Linked DNA regions of Homo sapiens: region 1 is linked to region 2. The links are chromatin loops, found by intact Hi-C in ENCODE. Cell type or tissue: PC-3. All regions are shown on one strand. Links, peaks and the distances in the headings refer to the core of each region. The heading gives the core; the rest is flanking DNA. Region 1 has its middle 390 kb from the start of CHSY3-AS1. Region 2 has its middle 470 kb from the start of HINT1.

Region 1 (12,719 bases), core at 2,128-10,127, 400 kb after region 2:
ATAATCACAGCATGAGTTTGAGGGATTACCAAGCCAACTGTGAGATGGACTCACGCTAAAACCCCATTAACCCGCTGCTCTCCATAAACCACTGCTCAGAGCCAGTGATCAATAATCTCTGAAAAATCTGATTATTTTCCCTTCTCCCATCAACAATAATTCTTTTGGATGATCACAAGTTCTTTTGAGGAAAGCTGGAGGAAATTTAGGGCATAAGTTTTGGGCAGTATAATTCTCAAATACACCCAGCACTGCCTAAGTAAAGAGGATCTGGGGATGTAAATGGGCCATAACTCCATATTGAGCAATTCAAGTCGAACTTCTGTTCACCAAACCTAGGGCCATTTATTGATATATACCAACTATAATGTTACTAGGCTATATATTTATTTTAGCCATAGGGTCTGCATGATTAATTAGCCAATGCCAAAGATCCCTGTGGGTCAGACCGTTTTCTATTACTGCTTTGAGTCTGCTGCCCATCAAGGTAACCATGCACATGTTGTCTTTGGCCATTTAATGCTTGCATTTGATCCCTGAAATATAGGATCTCATAGATTCTATTCAGTTCAGAGAACCCGTTTTTATAGCAGTACTTTTTGCTGTCATTTCTGGCCTCCAGAGAAGCCACTGCAGAGCAGTGCTCTTCTCACCGACGCATTTCTCAAACCCTAGGTGACAGGAGTATTCCCTGCACTCTCCAAGAAGATATAGTTAATGGGTGATCTGGCAGGTATTAAATTTATTGAGACATTTGGATATATCCCACCACCTTATTTTATGTTTCTAGTAGGATTTTATTTTTTTTTCTTACACGTTCCCTTTTGTTTATATTTCTCTGGCATTTTATTAACTCTTTTCTTCTTCTGGTTACCTGGAATTTATAAATTATATATCTAAAATTTTATTGGTTACCCTTGAATTGTTATCAAATGTTGAAAATGTAAGCATATTTTATTATTATAGTCAAACATTGATCTCTCACTGAAAAAGACAACATCTTTAACACCTTCAAACATACCATTACACATCTCAAACATATCATATTAGATAGTAAAATTTGATTACCTCCCACTAAATCCTATTCCTCCCTAATATTTCCTATCTCACTAAATATCACCACCATCCTTCTGTTGCTCAAACCAAAAACCCAGGAATCATACCCAAAGCCTCTACCTAGTCTGAGATGACATCATTCTTGCCTAGACTACCACCAGAGACCATTTATTGGTCTCTCTTCTTCCACTTTGCCCTTATTCAATTATTTTCCTCAGAGCTAATGTAGTGATTGTTTGAGAAGTAAAGCTGATGATGCCATCCTTCTGAGTAAAACCTTTAATGCTATCTCATGAGTCAGAAAAAGAATCCAGGCTCTACTATGTTCTTCAAAGCTTTTCTTGACATGGACACTGCCTCACCTTAATCAATCGTCACCTTTCTCATTATGCTCCAGGCGCACTGGCTTCCTTTGTTTTTCTGAAAGATGCTGCCCTCCTCCCAACTATGTATCCAGGCCCCCTTTTTATGACTGTCCCTCTGCCTGAAATGTTCTTTTCTGTAACTTTCCACATGTTTGGCTCATTCTCCTCTTTCAGTTTTCTACTGAAATCTCACATTGTTACAGGAGGTCTTTTGATTTTCCTTTATAAAGGGACTCTCTTATTACCTTCTAGCGCCTCACCTGACTTTTAAACTTTTGTATCACTTACCATAATCTGTATTTTTCTTTACTTGCTTGTTTAAATAGTTTTCTTTATTTGCTCATTTACCATTTGTATTCTCTGTAAGAGAGTTAACTTTATGATGCCAATGACCTTGTCTGGATTGTTCACCTCAGTGTATCTCATTATTTGATCAGTGCTTATCACATCCCATGGACTCAATAAAAGCTCTATCAGGCAAATTACTTGATTTACAAAGGGAGAATTATAATGATTATAAGGATTCATATACACAGCTAGCATGGGCTTCTTAATTGTGAAAAAAATTGTTTCACAGTAGCCTTCCTTATGAATGAGAGGAATGAATTTGGGTTCTATGCAATTGGGCTTTCCTTTTGGTAGGTAGGTGGAGGGCAAATACTCAAGGTTGGGTTTTTATGATTGATAAAGAGAAGAATGATTAACATTGGGAAGGGCATCAAATGCATCTGCCTTTCTCACTTGAGTTTGAGCCCAGTCTCCCACCTTGAACGTCTCTATACTCCAAGAATTTGATTGGCGTTCCTTGCCCACTATGGCAGGAAGACCAGTCACCATGTCCACCCACAGACTACAGATTTGGGATTTTTCCAGGGACTTATTAGGAAGACCAATTATCATCCCTGCAGGAGGATGCACATTGTGTATATTGTTATAATTGACTTTGCTTTAAATTTACCTGTCAATCTCAAATCATTTTTTGCTATTTTCCAGAAGGCCCTCAAAGGGCAAATTTTCTGGTTCTCATTTTTTTTGTTGTTGTTAAGGGATTTTGTTAAGTAATCTTTATTGTTGTTGTTTTGATTTCAAAAAAAATGGGAGATGAAGAGAGACACTAATACCACATTTTCAGTTTGCCATCTTCATCAGAGCATCATTAAATACAATTTTGAGTAATTCTCACTGTACATTTTTAAAATTAGCTATTGGTGGTAGGTTTAAGGACAGGCCATCATAGTATTTATTTTCTTGAAAGACATTTGATGAAATTTGTTTAACATGTGATGCTCTATAGAAAGTAAAATTGATGTTTTGCAAATAAAAGTGACTGTAAGAGTGAGGTATCAAATTTTCAACTTAGACTAAAATGGAATAAGATTGATATTCCCCACATTTATATTGAATTTTTCAAAAATGGAAGCTGTGTGTTATTATTTCACTAGTTCCAAGATATGCATAGTGACAAGATCTTTTTACATATTTAGGAACTATTAGTTAAATGAATGAAAATAAAGCTGAATATTTTCAACATTTGCATTGAATTTTAAGTAGGTGGGAAACAATCTTATTTACCTTTTTTGGCAGTGGCTCAAAATTATTATCAGTTTGTTGGCCCTACAAATTAATTCATATTTTTTAAATGTCCATGTATGATTCCACAAGCTTTATAATTGTTTTAAAGTCACATTTGTTTACCTGGTACTTCCTTGATAATTATAAATGACAGTAACAAGAGGTGAAGGAACATGGACACCAGAAAGATATTGTTCCTGCCAGACACACAGACCTGTCATCATGTACCAATTTTAAAAAACAAATAAAGTCATGATTTTATTGAGTAAATATATATGGGTCCAAAAAATCTGAAAAACACTGTTATGCTGACTAATGGTCAGAATGGTTTTATAGAAATTCCCAAAACAAGTTTGTGAGAAAGTGTTACCCTTTTTGTCCCCCTTTTTTTTGGCTTGTGTTTGTTTTTAGTTATTTTAACCAGTGTTTTTTTTCCAAGGCTAATGATGTTGTTTGCTAGTTTCCTCATGTTACATCAAATGAATTTGGATACCCTCTGAGACATCTAAATAGCAACTGCAGTAAATATTCATCATGTGGAATTAATAATGACATCTTGAAATGTTCTATTTGTTTTTTTCGGGCTCTCTTTACCTCACAGAACCATCACCCAATGTGGTATTAAAAACAAAGGAGGGCCATGGCTGGATTTTATACCACATTGAGAGGAGAAAAGGTGAACTGTGAGATCACTTTGGTAACAAGCACTAGCAAAGCTTAAAGGCTTGTCAAGAAACTTGGGTACAGGAGAACTTGGGTTTATGATTACTTAGATATTATTCCTAATGTGAAATGAATGAAATAATTATAAATTGCCCAGATAAATGACTATTGGTTAACTGCTAATTTCTGATGCAATAAAAATTCAAACTGAAGTTTTCTGTTGATCCCAAATACTTATCAGACTTAGAAGTGGAAATTTCCAGTTATATATTAATTAGATAAAGCAAATGAAGAAGCTCTCTAGAATAATGTTATATAATTTCTGATTACAGAAAAAAACTTCACCTTGAGTTACATTCATTTAGCATATCCTGTTTATTTTTTATTATTAACTGTAGATAGAGAAGGAAAAAGAAAGAAAATGGGGCAAAGATGAATAAAAATAAATAACAGATGACAAGGCCATTGAAGTTTTATAAAACATTCTTTATTGGTTGGGTGGTGCCTGTTTGGTGCCTATATTTCTGCCTTGTGTGTTTAAAATAAACTTTAAAAGCTAGAGAAATAAATATATCTGCCAATTGTTATGGTTACTTTTCTTCCTGCTACTCTTCTCGTTAACATTTACTTGGAAAAAGAATAGAATCCAAGTAAGACCTGGCAATAGTAATTTTAGTTCCATGTGTTAAATTTATTTTATTGAACTGTTCGGAAATTTTAAAATTCTAGGCTAACTTAATAGCAAAATTAATATATTTAAAATTGTCTCTAGTAACCATTAGAAGATTTTTAAATGCATAATTTCCAAAAGAAAAAAGAAAAAAAAACCTAGAATCAAGGGAAAAGAACAAAGAAAACTCAATGCGTTAGTAAAAGGCACGAAAGATTAAAAATGAAACAAATGAAAATAACTCTAAAAACCTTAAAAAAACAGAATATGTAGGTCTTGATAAATCTAGAGTGTGTGTTAGATTGACTTTACAGCCTATTTGGGTTAAAGATCACATACTTTCCATATTTTCTCCTTTATAGCCTTTTCTTAAGCCTCCGTTAAATACTGAGTTTGAAGGGATCCACTGGTTCCATTTTCCTGGCAAAAATAGTTTCCATTTTGTCAAACATTTAGAAACCAAATATTGATGTTTGTCTTATAATTATTGTCAAGAAACATTTCCTTGGGGATATCAAACTGACTGCTGCCAAAAGGGACTCAAAACACATTTCCCCATTTGTTCTGCCTCCAGAGACTGTTTCCTTTTGCCACCTCTGTACCAATTGGTAATAAAAACACATTTGAGCAAATTAAAACTAACAATCTGTGCTAGAAACACCCACTGTCTTTCAGAACAGGCCAAAGAAATGTCACTGGTACCACTGGTACAATTTGAATTCAGTTGTAATTAGACTTTGAACCTTGTTTCATTTGCTGAAATTTGATCTGTTTGCTGCTCTTGTTGAAGTTTCTTCTACTTCACCAGAATGTTTATTTCAAGGGTACCACAGAAATTGTTCTTAGAGCACATGACTGTCAGAGAGTCTTCACAAGCAAAGAAACTTCTTGTCTCTTAATGATGGGTATGAGTGCGTATATGCATATAAAGTAGCTAAAGTTTTCAGAGATGGCACAGAGAAATTAAAACATTAAAAGGTGTATTAGTCTGTTCTCACATGGCTAAGAAAGACATACTAATAAAGACTGAGTAATTTATAAAGGAAAGAGGTTTAATGGACTCACAGTTCCACATGGCTGGGGAGGCCTCACAGTCATGGCAGAAGGCAAATGCGGAGCAAAGTCATGTTTACATGGTGGCAGGCAAGAGAGCTAGTGCAGGGAAACTCCCATTTATAAAACCATCAGATCTCTTGAGGCTTATTCACTACCACAAGAATAGTATGGGGGAAACCGCGCCCATGATTCAATTATCTCCACCTGGCCCCACCCTTGACACATGGGGATTACTACAATTCAAGATGAGATTTGGGTGGGAACATAGCCAAACCATATCAAAAGGAATTTTAAGTAGGAGTATTATTTCTTCTGGTAGTTTTAGATGGGTATTTTCTAAAAAAGAATTGAGATGAAACAACACAAACTTAAAGTGATCCAAAGATCAAAACTGATGTTTTCTAGTTTTCTTTCTGTCTTAATGAAAGAAAATAGGAAAACTTGACTACATAAATTAGAACAGATAGAAGTCCCACCTCATGTTGATTAAGAAGAATTTGGCTGGGTGTGGTGGATCACGCCTGTAATCCCAGCACTTTGGGAGGCGGAGGAGGGTGAATCACCTGAGGTTAGGAGTTCCAGACCAGCCTACCAAGGTGGAGAACTACCCCATCTCTACCAAAAATACAAAAAATTAGCTGGGCATGGTGGCACATGCCTGTAATCCCAGCTACTGGGGAGGCTGAGGCAGGAGAATTGCTTGAACCCAGGAGGCATATCTTTAGGCACAAATGAACTCTAGCAAGTATTTTAATACTTTAAAATTCCGTATTTGCCAAATTCCATGCACATGTAAAAAAATTTAAATGGAAGTTGTGTTATTTTTTGAAGCAGTTTAAGCCCAAATACCATTTTTTCTGATCTCTATTCACAAATGATGGTATTTGACCTTAATTTCAAAGTTTAAAGATATATAAATTCAGTATATTTTTGATGAATTTTATTTCTTCAAAACTTTGTGTAGTGCTGTATATAAATTATCTGCTATAGTAACAATTCTGTGTGGTAGGTGTTTTATTTCCATTTCTCATATGGAGAAATTGAGTTCCAAGAGGTCATAGAAGACTTTCTCTGACAGTCATGAATAAGCTAACTTCTGCTGAATAATGTACTCATTAAAGGTGTAATAGAAAACGAGGTTTCTGTGAATTGAAAGCCAATGTACTTAAATACTACTCTATATCAACTACCAAATAATAGTATCTAGCATAAAGCAATTGTTCAGCAATTGTCACCATCATTGCCATTATTAACATTCCCCCAGCTTTATTAAGATATAATTGACAAATACAAATTGTATGTATTTGCACTGTACAATGTGATATTTTGACATATGCATACAATGGGAAGTTATTAAATCAAACAAAATTACATAGCCATTACTTCACATACTTGTCTTTTTTAGTGGTAAGAAATTTAATGTCTACTCTCTTAGCAATTTTCAAGTATACAATACATTATATTAACAATAGTTATCATGCCATATAATAGATCTTCATAACTTATTCATCCTGTCTGAGACTGTACTTTTTGACCAATAGCGCTCATTCTCCACCTGTCCTATCCCCCAGCCTCTGACAGCCACCACTCTACTCTCTGCTTCTATGAGTTCAACTTTTTTAGATTTCACAAGCAAGTGAGATCATACAATATTTGTCTTTCTGTGTCTGGTTTTTCACTTAGCACAAAGTCCTCCAGTTTCATCCATGCTGCAAATGACAAGACTCACTTCTTTTTAAAGGCTTAATAGTAGTCCACTGTGTGTATGTGTGTGTGTGTGTCTGTGTGTATCTGTGTGTGTGTCACATTTTCTCTTTATACATATGTCTGTTGGGGGAAACTTAGGTTGATTCCTATCTTGGCTGTTGTAAATAATGTTTGCAATGAAAATGGGCGTGTAAATATCTCTTTGACATGCTGATTTCATTTTTATTTTATAAATCCCCAGTAGTGGGATTTCTGGATCATATGGTAGTTCTGTTTTTAGTTTTACCTTCCCACCAACAGTATGTGAGTGTTATCTTTTCTACACATCCTTGGCAATACTTATTATCTTCCATCTTTTTGATAACAGCCATCATAACAGGTGTGAGGTGATATCACTGTGTTTTTAATTTGCATTTTCCTTATACTTGGTGACGTTGAACTTTTTTTTTTCATACACCTGTTAGCCATTTGTGTGTCTTCTTTTGACAAATATCTGTTTTTGGTTCTTTGCCCACTTTTTAGATTGAGTAATTTTTTGTCTTGCTGTTGAGTTATTTGAGTTTGGTCTTGTCCATTTTGTGTGCTATCAAGGAACACCTGGGGCTGAGTAATTTATGAAAAAAAAGTTTATTTGGCTTACTATTCTGATGGCCAGAAAGTTCAAGATTGGACATCTGCATCTAGTGTGGATCTTAGGCCACTTGCACTTACAGTGGAAGGCACAGGGGAGTGTTTGGGCAGAGGTGCAGGAGAGAGAGAAAGGGAAAAGGTTCCAGGATCTTTCTAACAGCCAGATCTCTCAGGAGCAAAAGAATGAGAACTCACTCACCCCCATGGGAGGACATTAATCTGTTCATGAGGAATTCACCTCATGACCTAAACACCTCCCATTAGGCCCCACCTCCAACACTGGGAATTAAATGTCAACATGAGGTTTAGAGGACAAACATCAAAGCCATAGCAAGTCTCTTATATATTTTGGATATTAACCCCTTATCAGTGGTTAATATTTTTTCATTCTGTATGTTTTCTTCCATTCTGTAGGTTTTCTTTTCCCTCTATTGTTTTCTTTGCTGTGCAAAAGCTTTTTAAAGTTTGTTGCAATCCCATTTGTCTATTTTTGCTTTTGTCACTTATGCTTTTGGGATCATATTCAAAAAATCTTTGCTTAGACTAAATTTCAAAAAGTATTTTTTTCCTGTTTTTCTCCTAGTAGTTTTACATGTTCAGGTCTTATGTTTAAGTCTTTAATCCATTTTTAGTTGGTTTTTGTGTATGGTGTGAGATAAGGGTCTAATTTCATTCTTCTGCACATGGATTTCCAATTTTCCCAATCTCATTTATTGAAAAGACTGTTCTTTTCTCAGTTTGTGTTCTTGGCACCTTTGTTAAAGATCAATTGGCTGTAAATGCATGGATTTATTTATGGGCTGTCTTTCCTGTTCCATTCATCTATATATCTGTTTTTATGCCAGTATCTTGTTTTGAATACTATAGCCTTGTAATATATTTTGAGATCAGGTGGGGTAGTGTCTCCAAATTTGTTTTTTTGTTGTTGTTGTTCAAGTTTTTTTTTTTTTAATATCTGGGGTTTTCTGTGGTTTCATAGGAATTTCAATTTTTTTTCTATTTCTGTGATAGTAAAATGTTTAATAATCACAGACAAAATCATCAGGAACACTGAGTTATGGTAAGAGTCTATAAAGATATTTCATTGTATAATATCAAGGATATTCAAGTGACTTTTTGGAAAGAATTTTACAAAAGCCAATCACATTGGCAAATTAGAGTGCATTTCCCTTCTTAATTTCAGAAATCATTTATATGGATGTTGTAAATTAATAAACATATCCTAAACTTTAGCAGCATATCAGAATAAAACTCCCTAGAGTGTTCTTTCAAGAAAGAGCATTAAATTGCAGAATCATTAGTTAATTTTTTTTTTTTTTTTTTGGTGACTGAATCTTGCTCTGTCGCCCAGGCTGGAGTGCGGTGGCATGATCTCGGCTCACTGCAAGCTCCGCCTCCCGGGTTCAGGCCATTCTCCCGCCTCAGCCTCCCGAGTAGCTGGGACTACAGGCGCCCGCCACCATGCCCGGCTAATTTTTTGTATTTTTAGTAGAGATTGGGTTTCACTGTATTAGCCAGGATGGTCTCAATCTCCTGACCTCGTGATCCACCTGCCTGGGCCTCCCAAAGTGCTGGGATTACAGGCGTGAGCCACCATGCCCAGCCCATTAGTTAATTTTCTTTTTTTTTCTTCTTTTTTCTTTTTTTTTTTTTGTGATGGAGTCTTGCTCTGTCGCCCAGGCTGGAGTGCAGTGGCGTGATCTAGTCTCACTGCAAGCTCCGCCTCCCGGGTTCATGCATTCTCCTGCCTCAGCCTCTCGAGTAGCTGGGACTACAGGCGCCCCCCACCACGCCTGGCTAATTTTTTGTATTTTTAGTAGACACGGGGTTTCACCGTGTTAGCCAGGATGGTCTCCATCTCCTGAACTCGTGATCCACCCGCCTCGGCCTCCCAAAGTGCTGGGATTACAGGCGTGAGCCACCGCGCCTGGCCTAGTTAATTTTCACACATAACTTCATTGTGTGAGAAGCAGAGGAAAGTCATTTAATTTGTAAAAGTGATAAATTACTTCAAAATTGAATGAATCAGTATGCACACATTTCAGAAAGAATGCAGCTCAAATCTTCAATAGACTTAGATCCCTTTATAAAAACAAGGATATCCATTATCTTTAATTTAGTGAAACATCAAATATTTTCTGTTAAGTCATATTTATTCCTCAAGTAGCTTTGGAAAGCAATTGGCTATTAAAATAATATCCATTTCTTTGTATCCCGTTGATGGTAACTGTAGCAAAGGACTGATTTGTTTGACTTCTTAGACTATTTGGATAGCTAAACATAATGATCAGAAATTTTTGAAAACACATTGGGAAAATAAGTTTTCTCCTTAAACAAAGTAAATGACAGTACACTGTCTTTGGAACTATGCCAAGTTTTCTTACAATGTTTACTAAAGAGGGTTTCCTGAGTTTCCAGTTGGTTGTTCCAAACATAAACTTTATTTGTTCCTACCTAGAGGAGTTACTGATGCACCTGCGGCCATGTACCCAGTCATGCTGCCTGTTCTCCACACAGCTTGACTGGCAGCATAAAGACCCATGCAAGCAGATGTGACCAGCTGCATGCTGAGACTGAGATGTAGAGAGTAGGAAGGCAGATAAGGCATCAGCCATGTGCAAATTTTCCCTGTAGCACTTTGAAGTCTTTGAGTTTGCCATAGTTTTTAAAATTAGACTATATAGTCAATTAGAGATCATTATTACATGTTTTTTTTTTCATAGTGCTCTTGGTTGCTCCTCAGATAAAATGACCATCCATATGGCAATAGCCTCACCCAAGGCCAGATGGCTTATTGCAGGGATTGGGAACCAACAATCTTTTGCTTAAAGAGGCACTTAAATTTTTTCAAAATGACACAGCCCTAGGAAAAATCTTTTTATGGAATATCTCCAACTTCCCTGTTTGCAAGCACCTCCCTGTTCTCTATGAATAGCCTATTTCCTCAAGCCTCTTCCACACCCACTCAGTTTGCAGCCTCTGTTTAGACTTGCGTTGTGCTGACTATCAATAAATTCTTCCTAAGGTGTTTTTTACAGTGGGCTTATTAGGGTGATAACCTATACAGAAAATTCTTTGACTATTCCTTCCGCTGACAAAAACCTGTTGCTTGGGGGTAATGAAGCAGGCTTCTGTCACCTGTGCCAATGGATCAGCTCCACTCACTTGGCATTTTGTGAGATGACTCTGGTATCACTGCTACCTTCCTCTTGATCACAAAGAGAAAAAGAGAAATTCTCCTGTTTTCTACTCGTGGAAACAAAATAAATGAAGAATTTTATTTCTGCTGAGTTTTTACAAACCCACTAACTATCATAGTTTTGTGTAAGGAGGAAATCCGCCACCTACTTCGGCAATACCTTGCACTAACCCCCTGCATTCCTTAGAATGATAGTCACTGCTCTAAGCAATCACTCAGGCTAAATTTGGAAATTCATTCATTTGTGTAGCTTTTCTGGGGTTGTTTTAACAACTGTGATGCAGTAGTGCCAGTGATTTGGGGTTTCAACATAATTGCACTCTGGGGAATTACCTGGGGACCTGGACTATGTCAGATTTACCGGCTTGATCCAACTGGAATATGGAAAGCTTGTCTGAACTACAGTGCACACATACACACTCACACACACACACACAAATGCCTGTGCCAGAGCATGTGTCTGTGCATATGTAAGGTAATGGAGTTGGGTTATTATAACAACTAACACATTTGTTACTTTAAACTATCTTTTAAAATTTTTTTCTCGTCTAGGGTCTGCTGAAGAAAGCAGAACAGTTTAGCTCACATCCTGCTCTATAAATATTAAGTCTATAAATTAGAGAATTAATTCAGGCTAAAGAAAAGAATCAGATTCAGTAAGTGAATTGAAATTGTATATTTTATAATTTATAAAATTTAAAGTATTTTTATAATTTCATATAATCATCATAATAACTAATCTTTATTTAGTTTTATAATGTGCCAGGCACTATGCTAAGTGCCAGACATAAAATAACTCATCTGTTGACTTCAGTAACTTTGTGAGGTAGATCTTATTATTATCCTTATTTTAAAAATAAAGACATAAGCTCGGAGATGTTAAGTCCTTTGCCGCAAATACAGAGCAAAAAAGTGGCAGAGCTGGGATTGGAACACAGGTATTCTGGACCCCAAAGTTAAGGCTTATACAGGATCTAAACATTTTGCCTCTCTGGTGGTACTTTGCACTGTTTTCCCCCGTGAATCTCTGTGTCCCAGCCACCCTGGCCTTTATTCAGTTTCTCATGCTCTTCCTGTGCCTTCACACTTATCAGGTTCTCTCTATGTAATGTTCCTACTCTTGGATGTGCCCCATTATAATTGTTTATAATCATACACTTATTGTGATTATTTGATTAATTTCTTTTCCTTCACTAGGCAAGGTCAAGTACCATGTCTGCTTAGCTCACTATTATTTTAGAGGAGACACTATGAAGTGGTGTTCAAAAGCCTGGGTTCTGACTTCACGATGTTATGTTACCATATATGTTTTCTAACTTCTCTTTCACTCAATTTTCTTATCTATAAAATGGGGAAAGCGACAATATAGACTTCAGGGAGTTATTGAGGTGTAAATGAGTAAAAGAGCAATAAAGTATTTAAACTCTTTCCTAGTACCAGCAGGGCATAATAAGAATTAGCTATTATTATTTTTGTCTATTCCTGACACCTGCTATAGTGCTGGCTAGGTAGGAGGTACTCAACAAATATTTTTTGAATAAATGCATGCATGCATGCAAGAATTAATGAAAGACTAAATTTTTCTGGAGTTATCCCAATACCTATTCTGTTTGTATCACATCCAGCTTTGAGATTGCCTTCCAAAAACTAGCCAAGGATTAGTGCTACCTTGGTCCTGCATCAAAGAATGGACCTTGTCTCTTTGGATACTCTTGAAAAAATACCGAATTTGGAGTCCAGAATCCAGGGGCCTGGTCTCACAACTCATAAATGAAAGTTACCTCCAAATCAATTATCCAGC
Region 2 (12,719 bases), core at 1,744-9,743:
CATAACTATTTTGGTGCCTTGTCATTGTTTCCCAGTCCAGTGGAAGATTTAGCAAGCACTGGATTTAATTTCAACCTCTATAGGAGCATTTGGGTGGAAAATCTAGTTATGGATTCAGGACTTCCTTTAGTTTTTTTCCTTCTATGGTGCAATGGCACTGGCCAGTCTCTTCAATATGACATTGTTGCTGATTGGAGTACTGAATAGCCATAAAGCTCTTCATGCCAGCTGCTGTGAGCAGTGCCCCATTCTTTGTTCCCAGTTTACTTCAAGTAGCTCAGCACTCCTGGAACTCCTAGTGGTTCCTGTGGTGTGGGACTGGAGTGGGTTTAATGTCCAATTCCAATTCCCCCCTCTTACTTCAGCACCTGAGGGTTTAGGGCAATTCTCTGTGAGTGGTGTTATACCATCTTGAGGGAAAAGAGGGAATGGTCTGAAATGACTGTTTCTTTTACTGGTTGAGGTTTCTCTTGATTTTGTGGGCCCGCATGGTTTCTCTGCTTCTCCCCTGAGTTCTGGTGTATTTGGGGTGGTGTTCTGGTCTTTCAATAGTTTCTAGCTGTATTTTTGTGAGGGGAGTGATGCTGGGAGTTTTTCTATTATGGCATCTTGCTGACATTACTCCTGACATGTTTTTTAATACTGTTATAGATGTGTGGTTTATAATCATAGGACATCTGATAAATCTGATTTTGCATGGTTTGTACCAAAAAAGAAAAAAATGTATATTGCATTTGAAATGATATGTTTTGAAAGTTTCAGTACATTCCTAAAGGTAGAGAACTTCCATTTTGACTAGGAGTCAATGAGAAAAAAATTCTGCTTTTACAATTTTACACATCTGATAATTGAAACAATGCTTTACACATTACATTTTGGCTTTATGCATTTCAAGCCACTTCCATACTCTCAGGGCTAGGCACTGTAGAACATTTTCATATTGGAATATGACCTCCTTCATGTCATTATGCGGGATGAGTTTGTACAGTGCACTATAAGAATATTCCTGGAAGCCATTCCTTTTCTTTAATCTTGTTCCTACACTGCAAAGTATTACATTCTAGGTTGTTTGAGACATTAAATTGCTTACTTAAAAATCACAAAACTAAGTGGCATAACTAGACTTCAAATTCAAACCGATTATATAACCCTTGTACTTACTAACTTGGCTCTGAACCTTGCTGAATATAAAATAAAAGTTCTGGGTATTATGTATGTGAGTTCATACTCAATATGTGGGGTTTAGAAGAGTCCATGTTGGATCTATTCCATGTATATTATAGGGCAAACCTACAAATGAAGGCCCCCAAACCTACAAAGGAAGGACCCATGGAAGAGGCCCATGTAGCCCCTGGAATAGACTTGGAGTCATTTACATAAGGAATTCCAGATATGGGGCACCTGGATTGTGGTGGCTGGGGGCACAGGCTTCAGGTGGCATGTCTCTTTGCTCCATGGACTCCTTGCCTCGTAGAGAGGTTCAGTAGGGAAGAGCCAGTAGAAGACCTGCCTCCAATTACCCACGTCTAAGAGTAATAGTGGTATATGGTAAGTATTTAAATTATCAAATTTTCATGAAATGGAAGGAAATGAGACAACACCAGATGAAAAGGCACCAGATGAAATGGGACGTAGAATATTTTAACTTGCATCTGTCTTATTTGGAAATTTGACAATCAGAGATTGAACATTCTCCATACACAAATAATCATTAAAATAAATTAACCTCACTACTAATGAAATAATTACTAATTATTTCATTTATTACTTATTAATCAGTAATAAGAAGCCATTTTTCATCTTTTATATCAACAAGGTCTCCGTTAAAATAAGACCAAGCTAAATGCTGGTGAGGTGCAAGTGAAGTTATTAGTCAAATGTAAAGCTAGGGAGAATGATCTTTTACAAGCTTTTTTGGAAAGTAATTTGGGAATTTGAACAAAATGTCTAAAATTGCTTTATTATTTGGCCCAATAATTTTGTTTTTTGAATCTACCTGAATAAAATAATCTGAAATGCTTAAATCCATTACATATGTACATATGTGCACAGCAGTATCATATGTAATGATTTAAAATGGGTGTAGCCTAATATGCTTTATAAGTAAAGGGTGAATATAAAGGATTTAGTAAATATGTCTAATTGACAATTATGTATCATTAAAATCTGACTTACAAAAATTTAATAGCACAAGGAAATATTGGATAATAAATTTACATTTCAGAAGTAATGATAGCTTATTGTATGTACAATAACTACTCCATAAAGATATGCATAAAGACTAAAAGCAATTATATCAAAATAATAAGTAAACATATCAAAATATATATTATATTATAATTATATTTAATTTATATATTTGTTATATATAATTAATATAATATATATTATAATCTTATATTTTATTATTATATTATATAATATATCAAAATAATAAGTAAATATATCAATTATATCAAAATAATAAGTAAATGATAATAACTAAGATAGATCCTGATGTTGGGGGTTATTAAGTCTCTATTTTTCACTGTTAGATCTCCATAAGATAAAGAACATGTTGAGATTGTGATTTTGTGAATAAGCAAACAAAGAAAGCAATGATACAAATGAGGAACCAAAAGCAATTTAACATTTGTTTCCTTATATTAATGTATGTGTTACCTTCCGTAGCAATGAAAAAGAGAGCACATTTGGATTTTATTTTTTAACTAAAAATTTTTTTGCTCAAATTTTGAGGACATACTTGGCATTTTTTTCTGGTATTACTGTATTCTAAACAAATAGTTATAAATCAAGATCTAGTTCATTCCAGAGGAGACACCCAGATTTTTTTTCCCAGCAAGAATGAATAATAAATTAAATTCAGATTTTTTTTGACAGTTTGATAATAAATACATTTACTCAACCACAGTTCATCATGCAGCTGTGGCTATAGAAGCAGGTATGCTACTTGTCAACTGAAATCAGATATTATTTTAAAAATGACCTCTACATTTGAAACTTTCATAGTGTCACACATATAACAGTTTATTTTGAAATAAAAAGCAACTTTCAAAATTGAAGTGTTCCTGTGAACTTATCCACATAATATTGACCAGTAACAAAAATAAAAATAAAATTTGTAAAACCTCTTTGCTTTTTCCCTGTTTAATTGACTTCTTAAAACATCATGAAGGAATCATGTTTTTTTTGTTTGTTTGGTATCTTATATGAATTACTTGGTAAAGTGTCATATACTTTATTAATAACTATATAGCACAACATGAAAAAATATTCATTAGATACAAACGTGTGTGTGTGTGTGTACTTAGTGATGCTGCTTAACTGACATTTTAAAACTCTTTGGTATTCAGCCAACTTCACTCATTTTATCTTTTTTTTTTTTTAAAAAAGGCAGTAAATATTTATCTGCTTTTTGAAATGAGTTCCCTTTTAAAAACATTGTTGGCAGCCAATTTTCATCAATCACATTCTTTGTCATCTTTATCAGTTCTACCCTAAAAGACATTTGTGGTTTGAATTACACTTGGCTACTTTAGGAAATGTAATCACTTAAAGGAATTTTAGAGTGTGCAACAATTCAGTGTAAACTTCATCCATGTCAGGCATTAATTGTAAAAATAAACCTTTATCAAAACGTCCATTTCTTCCAATACACTATAGAAGAGTGATTATTATTCTCATTCTTCACCTGATACTCCCCTACCCCCTGTCATTGTTTCCTAAGAGAAGTATACATCCACATCTTTTGCACATTACTTCATAGCGTTCCCCCCACACTGTGGGTAAAGTAGAATATATTTTTCTATACTAGTGATGTTGAGATTGAACTTGTAGCTTGTTTTAGCCAATGAAATGCACTAAATCTTTCAGTTGCTTCATTTATAAAAATGAGGATAGTATTTTGATAACGTTAAGTTTGAGACCTACATTGATACTTAGATCAAATTCTTTGACTAAAATTATAATATTATAAAATATAGTTTTATGAAACAAAGCAATTTCACTTATTCAAGGACAGTCAAACTCCAAATTTATAACTTTGTATAGCCGCACACCAAGTTAGAGTTTTATTAGAATTACAGGAGTCCTGAAGTGGGAATTGGGGTACTTTTAATTCCTAGTGAGGATACCTATAGGATGGAGCCAAGGGCAAACATTGATCTAAGATTTGAGGAACCAAGATTTGGAGAATCAAGATGAACAAAAGCACTTTGATGTCTGCATTAAGATCCTAGATCAGAATTGGCAGGAGAAGATACCATTTTCTGAACCTCAATCATTTGTAAAACCGATAAACTTTCTTAATTCCTTCTCCCTTGTATCAGAAGAGCATGGGTGTCTTTTGCTTTATAAGTTTGATATAGCAGCAGAAGACCTTCATTACAGTCATATGCCTGGTTCCAGATTTGTTTGCTCTTTTTCTTTTTCTTTATAGTTTTCTTGAGACAGAGTCTCGCTCTGTTGCCCAGGCTGGAGTGCAGTGCCGTGATCTCAGCTCACTGCAGCTTCTGGCTCCTGGGTTCAAGCGATTCTCCTGCGTCAGCCTCCTGAGTAGCTGGGACTACAGGCATGCACCACCACGCTTGGCTAATTTTTGTATTTTTAGTAGAGACGGGGTTTACACCATGTTGGCCAGGATGGTCTTGATCTCCTGACCTCGTGATCCACCCGCTTTGGCTGTCCAAAGTGCTGGGATTACAGGCGTGAGCTACTGCGCCCAGCCTGTTGGCTCTTTTTCTTCTTTTTGGTTGTGGTTAATGATAAGAAATGGACCCAAACATATATGATTAGGGTAAACAAGCAACTATTTTTCCAAATCCCCTCACCCCACGCTGCAAAGGTCATGTTAGGGAGGATATTAGCTGAAAAGCGAGACTCACCATCTTCCCAGATTGGTTTAACACAGAAGTAAGTTTACATATAATTTTTATATGTATTTATTCATTCCTGATTACATTTTATAGAGGATTTGAGGCAAGGAATTGCTACATAGTAAGGGAGACTGGGGAGTACAGGCTTTTAGCTGAGTGGCAAACTGCCCAGATAAAAATGACCATAACGGGAGAGTGAGAATTGGGAAGCAGTTAACCATCTTCGCTACAATGACAAATCTCTGTGTTTTGCTCCTGAATTTATAGCACTATAAAATGCTTGCTTTTTACTGACCTAAATTTCTATAAATTTAATATGTTCATTTTTTTTTCAGATCACAGCAATTCATATGAGCGCACATCCTAAGGTGCTATATATTTGTCCAGCCTATGTATTTCTTACTGTGTTATACATCTGTTAACAGATGCCTAATCAAAATATAGTGATTTAGGTTAGGATTTTAATAATCTGTTTGTAACCCACTACAGCCATTTAGTTATATGATTTTATTTGAGATCATCTGCATACTGCTAGGAACAAAATGTGATGACCTACAGTCATTTAATGAATAGACATTATGAATGCAAAAGGCTACCATATACGTTGGTATAATGCAGGAAGAGCATGAGCTAATGAACTGATTTGCTGACTAAATTGTGGAATAATTTTATAGCTGTCCATACCACAAGACAATTTTGAAGAATCATTCTTTACCTCTAATTGCACAGAGGTTTCTACAAGAGAATCCTAGAATGTTTCACCTATCACACATTATCTGGCTTAGTCTTGTAAAGTTAATGGCTTGAGACAGGAAAGTCAAATTACAAGCAATGAAGTTATTATAGGAATAAACCCCAGGGGACTCTCAAAATAGGACAGAGGTTAGAAAAGCTTTAGAGCATCATGAAGCACAGCCTTAGGAAATATGACACCTCAGTGAAATGCTGAAAATCAGCTGTAGACTGTTTTTTACAGTCGTTTTGTGCACATGGAGATAGGTTGAGTCCTGCTAACAGAAATATGACTCTTGTTCCAGTGCAGTGCAGTTGTCCTGAAGTAGTAAATAAAATATCCTGTCTTACATTTGTAAGAATCCTTTTACCTACATCTTTTCCAGTTATGTGTTGTTATTTATAGATCACAGATAGGAAACCTAGGCTCCTAGAGGTTAAATGCCTTTGTCAAACGCCAATCAGCACCGTGGAAACATTTTACCCAAGAACAGCAGGCCTGCCTATGCCCAGAGAGCCTGTTGAAAACACCTTTTCCCAGACACTTAGTTTCTTTCAAGACTCAGGTTTATCATCCTGTATCATTTCTGACTCTGCATCCCAACTTTTGGTTATCTCAGTTCTGTCTTGTCCTCCACACTGAATTTCCATGTTGACTTGGCCCATTGCCTCCTGGGACTGTCGTGCTTCACCTTCCCTCATCCTGCTTCCCAGCCCAACATCAGTGAGCACCACGTTTTGGACCTTTTGTGTCTGTTGCAGTGCTGGCGGCAAGATGGGAAGTGAAAGAGCTAAGCGCCAATCCAAGTCAGAAACACCAAATTGGGTGTTCTTTCTGACGTACCATAATACTTTTCTGAGTCAACAATATGATTGCCATTACTATTTTAAACAAAAGTGTGATTTCAAGCAGATTTTGCTTCACAGATAAAGGCAAACAATTATGGATTCATATGCCATTTAAGTTTAATGTCATGTCAATGCATTTTCAGTCTTAGAGTCTATCTTTTTCTTCTTCAAAGTAATATTTTAATCTTTTTTGAAATCACATTGTGATCAGAGGCAAAGATTGCATCTAATTAATCATTCCTATAGTTATTATTCACAATTAATTGTTTTGGTTTTAGTTAACTTCCAAGAAATTTATATTCTTTTTTGAGGCTGCATTGTATTCCATAGTATAGATGTGTATAATTAACCTGTTGGTGAATATTTAGATTGTCTCTTTTTTTAAGCTATAAAAATGTTGTACTAGTGTATCTGTAGAATAACTTCCTAGAATTGGAATTGCTGGTTCAGAAGGTGTATGCACTTTTATATGTATGTTTTAGGAAATGCATTTTATTTTTTTCTCTTCTTGGATGTGATAGAAATGTTAACATATACAATTCAAAAGGAACACAGAAAGGTTACCAGTGAAAATATTACTAGTTTTCTTCTTTTCCTTTTTTTAAGAGACAAGATCTTGGTCTGTCACCCAGGCTGGAGTGTAGTGGCATGGTTATGGCTCACTGTGGCCTCGACCTCCTGGGCTCAAGTGATAGTCCCACCTCAGCCTCCCAAGTAGTAGTTCTCCTTTTGATAAGCAACCATTGTTACCAGGTTCTTATATTCTTACAGATATGCAAATATAAATGTGTGTATACTTAGAAAATTTCTCTTGAGAATATCTATATTTTCTTTTGCATTGCACTCATAAGGGTTCAAAAACTCTTGCCAAGATACTAATTGAGGGAGAGATACCCAGGCTGTTATGTCTCCTCCTTGTTAGGAGTACAATTCTATGTTGTTTCATCACTTGATACTTGCCATACAATACAATTACTGTAAATCCTATTAAAAGGACTCATTTCTATTGATTTTCACCATACCTTTCTATTCACTTTGGAAAGAAGGATGTCCGTGGATACAGGGATCTGTACTGTTCTTTTTTCACACATTTTAAAAATATAATTCAATTTGGACTGATTGCTCTATATAGCAGAAATCATAAAATATCACAAAATTTGATTTTTCCTTTCTTCCATATAGTAGGATTTAGGCTGAATACATGGCTATATAGCTGGAAACTATATTTCATAGCCTCTCTTCTTGTAGGTGTGGTCATGTAACTAAGTTATCACTGGTGGTTTAAGAGTGGAAGGAATGTGTATAAACTTGTACTTTAATTGCTTTGAATTTCTGATTTTCCTTCCCCGCAACCTGGAGCATAGATATTTCCTTAAGCTTTGAATGTACAGAAGAGTGCAACAGTCTGGATGAACAACAAGACAGAAGGGACTTGGGTCCCTCAATGATCAGGTGAAGCACAGATGTCCCACCAACCAGGATTGCTCAATTTGGTGGTGTTACATGAGGGAGAAATAAATTTCTCCCTGCTTTAAGCCACTGTATTTGGGAAGCCAGTTTGTTGCAAAGCTATCCTGTACCTTAACTAATGCATCTCCTTGCCTGGTTCTCAGCAAACAGACACTTGGGATTCCTTTGTCTTCTGCTGTTGTCCTATGTGAACTTCTTTCTTCATCTGTTTCACTTTGGTGGAGCACAAAACAGTGTATGGGAGAAAATATCATTGTTTTTGTTTGTTCATGTTTGAAAATATCTTGATTCAACCCTCCTATTGGGTGGATAGTTTGATTAAGCATGGAATTCTACTTGGGAAATAATTTTTCTTCTAAGTTTTGAAGCTGTTGCTCAATTTTCTTTGTTATTCTAGAAAAAAATTTGATTTGTGAGGCCTTTTTTTTTCTTTCTCTAATGAGGGTTTTATGATCTGTTTTTGAGTAAGGTTTTGAAATTTCTTAATGTGTTTTAGTGTGGGTTTATTTTCCTCCATTGTGTTTGGCACTCAGTGGGCCCTTTCAGTTTACCCTTTAATGCTGGGAAATTATCTTGAATTATTTGGTGGATGATTTTCTCCTGTTTCCTCAGCTCGTTCTTTCTGAACTGCTATTTTATTTGGATGTCGGACCTCCTTGGATTGCTCAAACGTTTCCCTCCTCCTTTTTATCTCTTTGGTTTATTTTGCTCTATCTTCTATGAAACTTCCTCAAATTAACCTTCCAACCCGCCAGTTGTTGTTTTTCATTTCTGCCTTAGTGTTTTCAATTTCTAAGAACTGGTTTTCTGTTCTTTGAATGTTCCTTTCTCATTGTTTCCTGACATGGATGCCATGTCATCTTTGACTGCAGGGAGTATATCAGTACTGGTTGTTTTCCTCAAGTTTTCTTCTCTCTGCACTCAGTCCTCTGAGTGGCTTACTTTTTCTCAGTATTTGTTTAGATTGATGTGTTTCCTCAGATGAGAAGCTGTCCTCAGATATCTAGAGATTTTCTTTTCTCTGCTGATAGAGTGAAGGTTTAAATATCTGACTGAGTGCTCTGAGTATGGGCATGGGGCTTGGAGGTTTTGAGTTCACAGTAGGGTGGTCTAGACAGACCGCTAGTGCCAAGCTCCAAATGTTGGTATCTTTATGTATTTCCTTTTGTCTGATCAGATGTCCCAGAGAACAGTCTTGTCATCCCGAGCCTAGAGGGTGGAGATTTGGCTGCCATAATTCTTGGAGGTGAGTGGACGGAGAGGGCTGGTGGTCTCAGCATTCAGCATGCCCTATTTATACTCCACTTAGTGATGCTGTTTTTAGTAAATTACCCAGACCCACAGCTGTGCTTAGTATCCCTGGTCCAGAGATCCTCCATTTAAACTTTACTGAAGAGTAATCTTTCACAATTCTTTTGGGGTAAGGGAGATAAAGTCACTCCATGAAGTGGGAGGATATCTAGAGTTTTAAATGATTCTCAAACAACTTTTACGATACTCCCTTTATTTTTGTATCCATCAAGTGTCCCCTTCACTGTCAGTTCCAGAATTACCAGAAGTCCCCAAGTCCCCAGTGCTGCTAGCACGTTTGTTTTTTGTTGTTGTTGTTGTTTTTTTTTTTTTTTTTTTTTTTTTTTAACAGAATCTCACTTTGTTGCCCAGGCTGGAGTACAGTAGCATGATCATAGCTCACTGCAGCTTCAAACTCCTGAGCTCAAGCAAGCCTCCTGAGCAGCTGGAGCTACCGCTGTGCACCAACACACCTTGCTAATCTTTATTTTAATTTTTTTTGTAAAGATTGAGTCTCAGTGTGTTGCCCAGGCTGGTCTCAAACTCCTGGCTTCAAGAGATCCTTCTGCCGTGGTCTCCTAAAGTGCTGGGATTGTAGATGTGAGCCACCGTGCCATACCCACTTCAGGATTTTGAAGATTCTGCAGAATAAATAAAGTTGTTTCCCAGCTTTTCCCCATTACAGCCTTAGGGATTTAGCTGTATTAAATCTGCTTAATCAGTGGTCATTCAATTATCTGTTTTATAGTTTAACAAAGTAGTAGCTATTTTTCTCCTATCTTTGAAAGATTATTTTATTATTGAGGAGATCTCCTTTGGTTCTACTTTGAGAAGGAGTGACTTTAGGTGTGAATTTTCATTCTACCATTTTAACCTGGCACCTTGATGATTGCTTTTATCAGTCTTTTATTTTCTCTTAGACTAGCAGAGAAGGTTTAAAATAACTTACATTTTCTTACATTCACTTTTCTGTACATGCTGATGGAGAGCATTAATAGTTACATTAAGTATTAAGAAATAGTTACATTCTCTGATTCAGGGAATTAATTTAGTTTCAGAAGAATAAAGTAAATAATTTAGTTCAAGAGGAATAATGTAAATGGATAGAATAACATCTTAATCAATCTCCAATAAATCTCAGAATCTATTGTTTAATATACCATTTATTTAGAAGAACAGAGCTTGTGCCAAACATGTACTTGCGATTTTACAAAAAGAAAACTAAAAGGCTGGCAGTAAACTGGCAAAATACAGGAGCTCATTTATAAAAACATGATGTAAAACAAATTAATTTATTACAATTTTTTGATCAAGACTCACAAAATGGGTTTGTTTGTAGACATCAGTACTTCTACAGATGATAAAATCACAGTAAGCTGTAAAGATATTAAGAATTCTTCCTCCGTTTATTCCTAATTGACCTTGTAGGAGTCTGGTGGTACATACTCAAGTGAATAAGAATTAGAGCTATCTCCCCTTTTCTCTTTTTGTCTAAGTTTTGTGCCCGTGTTAGTATTAGCCCCAAAGTACTTCTCTTATTTAATTCCATGTTGAGTTCACTGAATCACTGGCAATATACTTTCCATGTGGACATATACTTTCCGTATCTCTTGTAGCTTTCAGATGAGAGGCTTCCGTAGACATTTAGAATTGTCTGGTTTTCTGAAACCCATTAAAAAGTCTGAGAGGTAGAGAGGCTATAATTGTTATCACTTAGGTCCAATATAATCAGCTGTCCAACTATGTGTCACTTTCAGCAGCAGCTTTCCGCCATTGACTCCTTGTTTCTGAGATGCCTGTGAGGATCAATCACATCTGCCAAAGCAGAGGGGGAGGTTGAATGAACGAGATTCAAGTTTGCAGGCTCACCAACCCACACAGAACGAGACCATTTCTAACAGAGAGCTGGTGCAGGGTGTTAGCTGTTGGCATGTTTGGGTTCTGGGAGCACTTCTCTGCACAGAGAATCCTGACATGGAATCCATTTATAATTTCAGTCCAGGGTTGCGACACATCAGTGAAGCATGGCTCACACTGAAACGCTTTTTAAAGCTGTATCAATAAATGATTTGTTTAGTCAAGAGGAGCTGCTAGAATCCATACCATGTCACATCAGTCCCTCTTTCCTGTGAGTGGTCTCTTGAAGACCTGGTTACTTGGCCACAGATCGGAAATAAAAGGTACTTAGAGGCCCAGGAGCATTGGCTCACACTTGTATCCCCAGCACTTTGGGAGACTGAAGTGGCATGATCGCTTAAGCCTAGGAATTTGAAGCTACAGTGAGCTCAGATATCACCACTACACTCTAGCCTTGGCGAGAGAGTGAGATCCTGTCTCTTAAAAATAAAAAGAGAAGGTACTTCAAAAAGGCCTCATTTGACCCCAGGAGCCCAATACATTTTAGTAGAATATTTAGAGCACAGGGTAATAGATTATGCCACTTGGAGACATTTTTAACCCAGATCTAACATAGTACTTGGTGCTGTTAGGTGCTTCAGGGTTATTTGTGGAGTTTATTTCTAACAATGTTAGAACAGGTCTGACTAATCCTAGGCTGCATCATCTGGAATGAAAAATGAAACGACCTATACATTTCATCGTAGTAATCTGCAATTTTAGGTGATCCAAGTTAGTGAAAGAACTTCACTTGGCTTCTTGCTCAGATTAGCTTTTTTTTTTCCAGGCATCTCTTTAGGTTTTTATGCACATGGGAGGGGACTTAGGACAAACAGGACTATGAATAGTTTGCATACACTGCTTCCATCATCTTCTCTTGGGCTCTTTCTCCCTTGCCTTATTTTCCCCAATCTCTCCAAATGCCTCCAGAGTCTTTTTCCCTCTCCAACTCCAACCTTTCTCAAGAAATGGCCTGTAGTTTAATATTATTGGTGATTAAACTGATGGAGTTATAATTTCTCTTAATATCAGCATCGTGATGAAGATAAAGTAACAAAAGCAGTAATGACAAATAAATGCTTCTTTTGTGGGATTTCAGATGTTCACAGAAAACTAGAGGAATAATTGAGGGTCAGTGGGGTAGGCAAAAGTGTATTCCTTGTATTTTTTTTTTTTCCAGATGAAGTCTTGCTTTGTTATCCAGGCTGGAGTGCAGTGGCGCGATCTTGGTTCACTGCAACCTCCGCCTCCCAAGTTCAAGTGATTCTCCTGCCTCATCCTCTTGAGTAGCTGGGATTACAGGCGCCTGCCACCACGCCTGGCTAATTTTGTATTTTTAGTAGAAAATGGGTTTCACCATGTTGGGTAGGCTGGTCTCAAACCCCTAGCTTACAGTGATCCACCTGCCTTGGCCTCCCAAACTGCTGGGATTACAGGCGTGAGCCACCGCGCCCAGCCTTTGTCTTCTTGAAGTTATGTAGAAGTATCTATTCTACCCTCCCTTAGAAACATACCTAGGCATCAGTTAGCTTTCCTGATATAACACCATAATAAGGGATGGTGACTTCATGAAGGTATCTAAAAGTGTACTTTGTTCCTTCCAGCATT

The links. Peaks named below come from ENCODE experiments on the same cell type or tissue, not always from the same donor. Only the 100,000 strongest peaks of a DNase experiment are listed, where the experiment ranks them.
Region 1: it touches region 2 in a loop (4-fold over the local background); 1 of 110 quality-filtered maps calls a loop at or near these places.

Annotation. Positions count from the first base shown.
Region 1 is chr5:130,287,787-130,300,505 of GRCh38, reverse strand. No RefSeq gene overlaps it. Among named protein-coding and RNA genes, the nearest start is that of CHSY3-AS1, 390 kb to the right of the region's middle. In PC-3, for the core only: no CTCF peak of the experiment used is centred there; a DNase peak (open chromatin) is centred at 5,535; H3K27ac peaks cover 555 bases.
Region 2 is chr5:130,686,029-130,698,747 of GRCh38, reverse strand. No RefSeq gene overlaps it. Among named protein-coding and RNA genes, the nearest start is that of HINT1, 470 kb to the left of the region's middle. In PC-3, for the core only: no CTCF peak of the experiment used is centred there; no DNase peak of the experiment used is centred there; H3K27ac peaks cover 2,414 bases.